Linked DNA regions of Homo sapiens: region 2 is linked to region 1. Evidence: read pairs that join two places in POLR2A ChIA-PET (ENCODE). Cell type or tissue: MCF 10A. All regions are shown on one strand. Each heading gives the region's core, and the rest is flanking DNA. Links, peaks and the distances in the headings are about the cores only.

What was found. ChIA-PET counts read pairs that join two places held together with the same protein. Peaks named below come from ENCODE experiments on the same cell type or tissue, not always from the same donor. Only the 100,000 strongest peaks of a DNase experiment are listed, where the experiment ranks them.
Region 2: POLR2A ChIA-PET joins it to region 1 with 11 read pairs; 2 of 35 experiments call an interaction of 5 or more read pairs at or near these places.

The regions. Positions count from the first base shown.
Region 1 is chr7:96,868,236-96,873,624 of GRCh38, forward strand. No RefSeq gene overlaps it. Among named protein-coding and RNA genes, the nearest start is that of DLX6, 130 kb to the right of the region's middle. In MCF 10A, for the core only: no CTCF peak of the experiment used is centred there; DNase peaks (open chromatin) are centred at 2,146 and 2,906.
Region 2 is chr7:96,951,442-96,956,830 of GRCh38, forward strand. The region is part of intron 1 of LOC124901703 (a long non-coding RNA gene); the gene reads left to right. Among named protein-coding and RNA genes, the nearest start is that of DLX6, 51 kb to the right of the region's middle. In MCF 10A, for the core only: no CTCF peak of the experiment used is centred there; a DNase peak (open chromatin) is centred at 2,870.

The DNA of each region.
Region 1 (5,389 bases), core at 250-5,249:
GCGCAGTGACGCAATCTCGGCTCACTGCAAGCTCCACCTCCCAGGTTCACGCCATTCTCCTGCCTCAGCCTCCTGAGTAGCTGGAACTACAGGCGCCCGCCACCATGCCAGGCTTTTTTTTTTTTTTTTTTTGTATTTTTTAGTAGAGACGGGGTTTTACCGTGTTAGCCAGGATGGTCTCGATCTCCTGACCTCGTGATCTGCCCGCCTCGGCCTCCCAAAGTGCTGGGATTACAGGCGTGAGCCACCACGCCCGGCCAATTCCATTTAATTTTTACTCCAATCCTGTAAAACTTAATATTGCACCCACTTTATACATGAGAGAATCTTATCTTAAAGAGGTGAAATAACCTGCCATAGTAACACAGCTAGTAAGTTTCAAAGCTAGGACTTCAACATCAGAGATTCACCTCTTAATCACCCACTACACAATTTCATGCAAATCAGTCCACCTCAGTGGGTTGTATGGGAGAAAGGATTTTGAACAGTTGTGATGAGAAATACAAGGAGAAGGAAGTGGATCTTTTAGTTTTCCTTTTTTAATCAGGTTGGCTACTCGAGTTCAGAAAACAAGGGTCTTAACTTAGCCCTGGTTTCTATGAGGTTAGCAACAACTTTGCTCTTTATTGTTAAAGCAACTGAATAATGGTGCACCTCATTATAAATAGTCTTTGATAGAACATTCAGAAGGAACAAAGGAGTCAGCACTTACATTTCCTGCAAGCAAAAAAAGAAATCTGCCTTCATGAAATTAGGTTACCTGACTATGCTTAAAGCAGGGGCATTCTCTGCTACAGATATTTTTTTAACTGGTAGATTAATTCATCCATAATCCCAAGTTTATTTACATTGAGATCAATTAAACGTACAATCAGGTTTAGATGTTTCTCCTTTATCAACAATAGAAAGAAATTATTTATTCTTGAAATTTGTAATCGAAGAGATTAATACACAGAATGAGGTTGGGATAAACTAGAAACAAAATTGCCAGAAAGCTGATTGATACATAGTCTGCTAGGCTTAAGCCAATTCTATTATTATTGGATTCCAAACAGCATTACTAGCTTACCTACGCAGGTGACTAGTGAACTAAAGAATGAACATGGAAAGTCAGCAAATTATAATACATATATATTTCTTCAGAAGAAGTATGATTCTTAGGTAACCACTAACTTCCTTGCAAAGGACAGCTAAATTCTTCTCATCCCTCTAGCTAGGCTCAAGGTCTCAGAGTGACATTAACTCTCTTTTGTATTATTCTTGGGATCTACAATTTTCCTTACCCAGTAAAACATTACTTGTGGATGGCATATTAGTAAATGGCTTCGTAAACACCCTCTAAATTTCTGGAAGTCCGTTTTTTATTGTTCTAGTCTTTCTGCCATGATTGCTGCTGTTACCCTTTTCTTCCTATTGTACTTTGTGCTGGGTTTGGACTCCCATACACATCTTACCCACTGATTAATGTTCACTGACTTTGTGTGTAAGAGCCATAGCTCTATATTTAGAAAGAGCTGATGCACATCTTTCCCATTGAATATGTGTGTGACCTAAGAAAATTGCATATGTGCCTTTAAGCAACAGTTTTCTCATTTGCAAAATGGGAATAATAATATTATATATTTACTTTTTCATGCCCTAACTCATATTTGCTCATCTTCTGTGGATAATGTCTCTATGATACTAAAAACTTTCCAGCCTAAAAATTCACAGTGCAAGGGCTTGGTTACATACCCATAACCATCCTATTAAGTACTTTTTAAATGGAAGCATTCACAACCACTGTTACATTCTACGTGGTGTATTATCATTAAGTAGCTTCTCCTCTATTTTCACCTTGGTTTTCATTGTTTTCAGGACAGTTTGGAAAAATAAAGGTCTGGTGAGGATGGGGCATATCCAGCTACATTTTAACCAAAGCAGGGAGAAATGGGAGACAAAGCGCAGACTGTTGTCATTGAGGGAAGGGCAGTATCAGGAATTAGATCTCACTGGGAGGCCCCAGCAAGCCTAAGAGAGAGGAGCATGTGAAGTAGAGAGAGGATACCACATAGCAGGAGAAGGAGAGGATGTCCACCCAAGCCTTGTTTTCCTACTAATTTTACCAAAGGCTAGTCCTGACATGAGTAGCAAAACAGCACCAGTAACAATAACAGCAACAGCTGTTTGTTGAGCAAGGGTTGTATTGCTCAACATAACGTGGATTTTTATGGATCGAGTGCTTTATATGGATTATGTTATTTAGTTCTCACCACAGTTCCATGATGTAAGTAATATTATTTTACAGATAAGGATGTTGACAGTAAGGGATGTAAACTACTTGTTCATGTCACACTGCTAATAAATAGTGGCCAGTTGGGGATTTGAAAGCAAGGGAGTCTAATGATAGACTGGATAATTAGTTGCTTTTGCCATAAAATTTTAAATTTCAAAGATTCTATCCTTTTGTCCATAATATATGGCCTCATTTGTCTGCCCATATATCCTGATTTAAGATTCTGAAAATGTAGTCAATATAAGGTTCTGATAAATCAAGGACATAAGCTTCCTGTGCTTTCGCAAGCTTATTTCACAAGAAAGATATACCAACATCCTACATCAAGGCACAGCAACACGTGAAGACCTAGACTGTGATAAAAGAAAAGTCAGCCTCATTCCATTTCCCCCAAAAAGATGGACTGAATTTTCATAGAAAACCATCCAGTACAGAACAAGCAAATAAGCTGAATAAAATATGTAATAATTATCAAATCTGTAGCAAAAGTGAGAAAGGGATCCCTTCCCTCAAGGGCCAGAGAAGAGAAAACAAAACTCTACAGTGGTAAGCAAGCACTGGAGGCAATTTTTGACATATAGGTACATGCTGAAGCTTGCTAGTGAGAGCTGAGTTCCACAACCAGTGTGAGGATTGCATCAGCCCTTGGGGTGATCAGCTGGGCCTGGGGCAATCAAGGCTTCCACCTGGCTAATTACCTTTGCCCAAACACAGCTTCTCTCAGGGCCCTGAGGAGGACTGCTCAGGCAGAATGGTGGTGGTCCCACAGTTCTTGAGGAGGGTGAGCCCTATTAATGTCATCATGCCCTGTCCACTGCCTAAACTCACTGAGTGCAGCCCAGCAGGAACTCCACAACCTGAACATCCACTCCAGCAGCCAACTGCAGACTGACCATTGTGGATAACAATCAGCCTGTGGAGTCGATGGAGGAGATCATAAGCTTGTTGCCCAAGGAACATGGCATGTGTCTTCATCCATGTGTGTTGCTATAAAGGAATACCTGAGGCTGGGTAATTTAGAAAGAAAAGTGGTTTATTTGGTCTATGATTCTGGATAGATCAGGCATCTACATCCTGTGAGGGCCTCAGGCTGCTTCCACCCAGCAGACAATGAAGGGAAGCCAGTTTGTACAGAGATCACATGGCAACAGAAACAAGAGAAAGGAAGAAGGTGCCAAGCTCTTTTTAACAACCAGCTCTCACAGGAACTAATAGAGCAAGAACTCACTCATTACCAGGAGGTTGGCAGGAAGCTATTCATGAGGAATCTGCTCCCATGACCCAAACACCTCCAATTAGGTCCCACCTCCAACATCAGGAATCAAATTTCAACATGAATTTTGAAGGGTCATATATCCAAACTGTAGCAGTATGCAAACCAATATGTAGCTGCTTGAGGGTGTGGAAGGTGGAAAACCAATCAAGGTCTCCTGAAAGACAAAGCTCCAGAAAGTGTGTCTCATCTGTCTTCACTCATAGAGGGTGTTTTAGTCTTCCTGGGCTGCTGTCCCAAATCATCACAAACTGTGTGGTTTAAAACAACAGAGGCCAGGCGCAATGGCTCACGCCTGTAATCCCAACACTTTGGGAGGCCGAGGCAGGTGGATCATCTGAGATCAGGAGTTCAAGACCAGCCTGGCCAACATGGCAAAACCCCGTCTCTACTAAAAAAAATTAGCTGGGTGTGGTGGCAGGCGCCTGTAATCCCAGCTACTCGGGAGGGTGAGGCAGGAGAATCTCTTGAACCTGGGAGGCAGAGGTTGCAGTGAGCCAAGATCACACCATTGCACTCCAGCCTGAGCGACAGAGCAAAACTCCGTCTCAAAAAAAAAAAAAAAACGAAAACAAAAAAACCCCATAAATTTATTCTCTCATAATTCTGGGGGCTAGAAGTCTGAAATCATGTAATCAGCAGGCCATGCTTCCACTGAAACATCTAGGGAAGAATCCTTCTTTGCCTCTTCCACACTTTTGGTGGCTCTCAGCCATCCTTAGCGTTCTTTGGCTTGTAGCTATATCACTCTAATCACTGCCCCCATCATCACATAGCTTCTTCCCTATGCAACTATGTATTTCTTTGTGTCCTCTCCTCTTTTTATAGAAAACCAGTTATTTGATTTAGGGCCCACTTTAATCAGTAGGACGTCATCTTAACTAATCTATTTGTGAAGGTCCCATTTACAAAGTCACATTCTGAGGTTCCAGGTGGACATGAATTTTGGGGGAGATACTTATTCAGCCCAATATGGAGGGTACCTCCGTCTGTCTTTGGCTGACATGCCATTTTTGTGGCATATCACTACTATCCTTTCAAAGTGGCTACTGTGATAATGCCCAAGCAGTCTACAAATTAGAGAAAAGTCTGACTGAACTAGAATTCTTTTTGCACTGCGGCAAAATAACAAAAACTTCAATGTTACACTTGTCCGTGAAAAAAAAAAGAATAGTGATCAGGTTTTTAAATAATATTATTTTTAAAACATGGTTGAAAAGCTTTTGTCACTAAATTATATTTAAAAGTTTCTTGTTAAATATGATTATCAAGCATTTTAAGAGATTATAATTTGAAAGTCCTGATTAGGAATTGCATATAACCATTTCAATCAAAAGGAAAATCTGATTAAAACAATTTGAAACTATTTTGTTTAGAAATTTTCTATTTAATATTTTAAGGTAATATGAATATAAAATTTAATATTTTAGATATTCTTAAATTCTCTGTTTTATTTTACTTATAGCTATCTAACTTAATTATAATGAATGTTTACCCCAAATACATAAAGATATTACCAAATTGCCACCAGTTTTCTACAATGTATTGTATAGATAATGTCATTTTCATTGGTCATCAGTGCCTTATTTAGTTTCGTGGAGGTCATGTTTTCCTGGATGGTCTTGATGCTTGTGGATGTTCATCAGTGTCTGGCCATTAAAGAGATAGGTATTTATTGTAGTCTCCACAGTCTGGGCTTGTCTGTACCAAGTTACCACAACATGAAAAAGTTGTAAAGTGCTGTTACAACCATTAAGGAAAATAAATCAGTAGCAAAAGGAAACATCTTCTCACAAAGAAAATATCAGAACTAAATTATTTTAAAGGGAATGTTTATAAAT
Region 2 (5,389 bases), core at 67-5,066, 83 kb after region 1:
GGAGATGTAACATTCTCTCATGGTAAATTTAGGACTTTATCTGTGTTTGTGTTTTTAAAAGTTAATATCCCTTTGAAAGGTCTAAAGATGACTTCCTGGGAAATATAAACTACCCTGAAATTTTACTGGAGAAGACATTCCATAGCAACCAACTTCAAAGTGAGCTAGATTTGTCCATCAGAGATACAAAGGTAATAGAAAAGGGGGGAAAACTGAAATGTGACAAAAACTAAAATATGTGTTGCTTGTGTGACCATGCATTGAAACATCATGACACGATAGCCCATATCAATAGTCAGTTTAAGAGAAAAAAATATCGCCCTGTCTGCATATCCTAACACAGCTCCCAAATAAGTCACTTAGATCTGTTTGGGGACAACTTTGAATTCACATGTTCTAGGTATTGGTTTTAGGTATCATGTCCATATATAGAAAATGGACATGATAATAGTTTCTACCTATAGATTAAATATGAGGCCCAAATGAGAACCAAGCAAATAACGTGCTAAGCATGGTACTTGGAACAGACTAGCTACTCAAAAATTATAACAATTATTATCTAGAAATCTTGCATGATGTGAGAATTTCTTTAATGTAGTGCGATAATGATAACTAATAGCTTCCTCCCCAGAAAAGAACAGCCTTGACCCTAATTTATAATTATTTTGTTTATTTCTCATATTTATATTTTATTTCTCATATATATTTTCCCCTGCTCAGGTTTATTGAGAACTCTATGAATTTAGCCTCATTGCAGCATTGCTCACCACTGTAATAATCCCCTAACAGTATTAGCATTGTGATTTTCATGAAAACAAACAGCAAATATGGTGTGGGCTCACACACAGATCTGCATTGCAACTCTGAATGGGGAAAAAAACCCTTCTGAATGGCATTTCTTGATGTTTTAATCAATATGACCATTTAAAAAGATGATTAAACTATCTATTTATGCTTTTTGCCAATAAAGCAGATGCTGATTATAACAGTTCTGTAACCTCATCACTTTCCTACAAAAATCCTTGCTTAGTTGCATGTGTCTAGTAGCAATGCCATTCTTCCTTAAAACTTAACAATTATGACTCTAGGTTGTTTTGTTTAAGCATCTTTCCATATTAATTATTATTTAGTAGTTATAGGAGCAGTAGAGTAGTTAGCTCAAATGAGAGAACAATTAGTAAATGAAGACCAGAGATTTGTGCAGTGGGTGTGTGTATGTGCATGTGTGCACATGTGTATGCTTAGATGGCACTGGAAATTTTATGCCCTGTGTGCATTTATGCATGTGAAAGACACACATTTACATACAAAAACCACATAATTATTAAGAATCAACAATGGTGCTCTTGATTCTCACTAGAAATCCTGTAAGTCACATGGGAAGTTTTCCTAAGAGTTTAAGGTTAAATCAGAGTCCTGTCTAGTCAATAACTCAATGAATATGTTCTGGCTAGGCTATGAAGATATTCAAAAAATATTGGATTAGTAGAACAAAAATGAAACATAAACAGTGTCAAATCAAAACTGCTGGGGCATTTTTTAAAAGTTCTTTGGCTTGAGTCATTATGTAATCAGAAATAAAGCATTGTTGCTGTTTTCTAAGAGACAGTTGGAGAGCAGAGTGCAGACTGCATCAGCAACACATCAACACTTAAAACAGGCATGGATTGTGAGATTACATATTACAAGTATGAATCAGCTGCACATACTTCTGAATCATTTGCCTTTCTGATCTTTTAGGAATAAGCTGTAGTCAAACCACGGGCTGAGGCCAGGAGTGCCTGGGTGAAGGTGCATATACACTATATATATATACACTATGCACCCTCACCCAGGCACTCCTGGCCTCAGCCCATGGCGCCAACCCCCAGGGAGGAGAAAGGTGTGTACAGTCCCTAGTCTTCCTGTTGACGGAGCAGTCAGGCACATTCTCAGGCTGTCTTGCTCCTTGACAGCACCTCCTCTGTCAGCTGCGATGACACCTGGCTATGCGAAACAGATACTCCGACTCTCCCAAACTCCACAGTTGGGCCTTCCTTACTCAGAACAGGTAGTTGTCTACGTGCATGATTTTGAGGATGTTTTAAAAATGTTCTTGCCCCCAAAATATTACTCCCACCGATTTGAAACATAAGTCCTGGAATTTCACCACTGAAAAATTCACAACTTTAAGTTAAAACACTGCTGTTGTAGAAGCCACTCTTGAAGTATAAAGCCCCTACCCTCCACCCCTGCATTAGGAGGAACAATGTATTAAATCGTTTTTACCTTTTCTGCTCTTATTCTAATTAGATTATCAGATCACTTCCTTTTCCCTTGGAAGGCAGAAATAAATATCCAATGGGAATAGGGCATGATACAGGTAGAATCTGATAAGAAATTTGGCAAACATGAGAAGTGGACAAGGTCCACAGCGTATCAGCTCAGGTAAGGGCCACAACGAAGGGACTCTGGGTAACCAGATTACAAAATTACACCTCTGGGTTGGGTAAGTAAGTGGGGAAAGGGGAGGAGTGGGAGAAGGAGTAGGAGAGAGGAAGAACACTTCCAAAATAGGTAAATGTTGCCAAAGAGCCACTTCCCAGCATTTCCTAAGGCTGGCCCTGCTAGGGGGTAAACCTTCCAGCAAAATACATCCTAAAAAATGTCACCTTTCCCCAGTGAACACATATCCCACCCCCACTCTCTCCTCTGCCTAGTTCCCATACAGAAGGCTTACAGTTGCTGTGGCAGCCTCTAAATTTTTCCACGAACCACTCATGGAACAAAAGTATTTACGGAACCTAGAGTTCTTCAACCAAATAATCATATGACAGATTTCCCAATTCTGACACCTAAGCCTTGGCCTTGGCACATCAATAAATCCCTTTCATGTTGTTAGCTGGAAGACAGTGAGTAAGTCTCTTGAGAATTACAGAGACGTGCACAGGCTACTCAGAGTACCCCTGCCAAAAGAAGATGTAGTGCATTATGGGTAGTTCTTGTCCCTTAGTTAGGAATAGGTCATTATTTTTAATCAGGGAATACATTTTTCTATCTTATGAAATCTTCACCTTCTTTTGGCAGGCCTTTAGTTTTTTAAGAAAGCTGCATATATTTTTAATATATAATATATATGACCTATTAAGATGATCCCAGTACGATTGGTTTCCTGGAAGACTAGAAGCCTGGTCTATCACTCCACCCTCTCCAACCACCTGATGCCATTACTTCCAAGTCATGGAACTTCCCTATGCACTCAAGAACTGCAGGGTTCTTTGGGCAATTTCTCAGGCTGTGTTTCATAAACAGGCCCAGAAACTCCTGGAAATGGAGCTGTCTCAATTCATATGAAAGAAGCCTCTCCAGAGTTTCTTATACATCTCCTAGGAGAGGCAGGGGAGGTAGGATGAAGGGAGTGGAGTTGATGCCTAAGATAGGAAAAGACATAATTATTAGGAGAAATTTCCTTTAGCTTTTCAACCCAGTTCCCTAAGTTAAGAAGGGATTTAGGAGTCCAGTTTTCCTGATACTTTCTTAGTATTAATAAAAGCATGGAATTTGTTTAAATTAACACTAGAGGAGTATCATTGATATTTCAGCATCTGTCAGTGTCTTATAATGAAGCTATGTATACCAATAATAATTTTTAATGTACTTTCATTTTAACTAGAGGAGGAGGAAAAAGAGGGAGAAGAAGAAAAACACACTGAAGCTACTCTGTTTCATTCAATTTAATTTTTCAAGCAAGCTACAAACAAGGATGAAGTCATTATGCATCTATTATCTCAAACATTCATAATGTTTTACTAAGTATATTATTTATTCTCACAGCAACTGTTTCAGGAATGCAAAAACCAGCAGAATTATCTATAGTTCACAGATGAGTTACAAAATAATTAGATAAAAACAATTTAGTTTCCTCACTAGTTGTTTTGTCTTCATAATTCCACATTATTTAAAAGACTTTCTTTTTTTACATCGAGTTGATTGGGTGCTTCAGTACAATAAGGACACAGCCTTAGATGAAAAAAATAGTGGTCAATTTTCCAAAATTAAATAATGAAAAAATGGTGGTGCTGCTACTACCATCAGCCAAGAATATAGTTGTAGAAATATCTTATCAGAAATATCATTCTACTCATCAACTCAAGAAAACCTTTCTTGTGAACCATACAGATTAAATAGTTTTAACAGAGATTATGTCTAAGAAGGCCACCCAAACTCACCTTTCAATTACTCATTCCCTTGTAGCAACTTTAGAGACATTAAGTATCTTAGGCCACAAATACATATGTTACATTGAAATTGAGTACATTTGAGTTTTCTATCCTCTGGGCTAAAATTAGTAGTCAATCACAGACTCTTTCTTCGAGATAATGTTACCAAGGAAAAAATGTCTCTTCAAGATTCTTGTGGATTAGATAGATGAAATTCTCCCTATACAAGGCTAGTGCCTCTGAACAATTTTGATCCTGACCCAGTAAAAATAATCTCTACATTTGGTCTTTGGAATCTGAGGAGGAAAACTAAAACAACTGGTCATTACTGAAGGGGGCTTCAATAATTACTTTAATGGGAGAGAGTGATTTTATGTGAAGGTCTTCGTGACAACTCAGGAAGAAACAAGCAAAAGAAAAACTGTTTTCACAGCTTGTGACAAACCAATACCAATAAATAAGAATGACACCTTGATTGTTTATCCCAGGGACTCTAATACTTAGGTTGACCATATAATTTATCGTCCAAACCAAGATTCATCAGACAGTGAACAGGGTTGCAATTAACAATTATGCTGGAAAAACAGGTGTAAACCAGGACAGTTCAGGCATGCAGGGCTTACAGTTACCTTAGTAATACTGGAAAGGGGGATTGATTATAGAAGAACACTGAGATAGGGCAGGTTTCTAATTAATGTTGAATATGAAGGGGACATCCATAAGGATTTTAATACATGCTCATTTTAACAGTAGCAGTTAGTGACATCCCAGTTATGCCCTCTTTTTACTGATGATGAAATTGATGAGCTTTATCTTGTCAAATGGTAGATTATCTTATATCTCAGGCATATTGGAAGGGACATGGGTTCTTTTTTTAACCCTGGAGATCAGTTATTAGCATAATCATGCCCTTATGACCTGAACATGAATGCCCTTTCCTTAGAGAATAACCTACTTACCTGGAAGAAAGGAGTTTTCAATCAATCTTTCAGAACTTACAATGTATTAAAGGTGATGTTCATCACAGATTATCTTGGGGGAATAAGAGACCATCGTTAGGATGGAGCTTGGCACACAGTAGGTACACAATAAATGTGTGTTGACAGAGACTCAGCAGAATAAATAATTTTTTTAAAAGAAATCATATATTTGTTTTTATTCAACTTTTCCTAAACAGTTGAATATAAGAG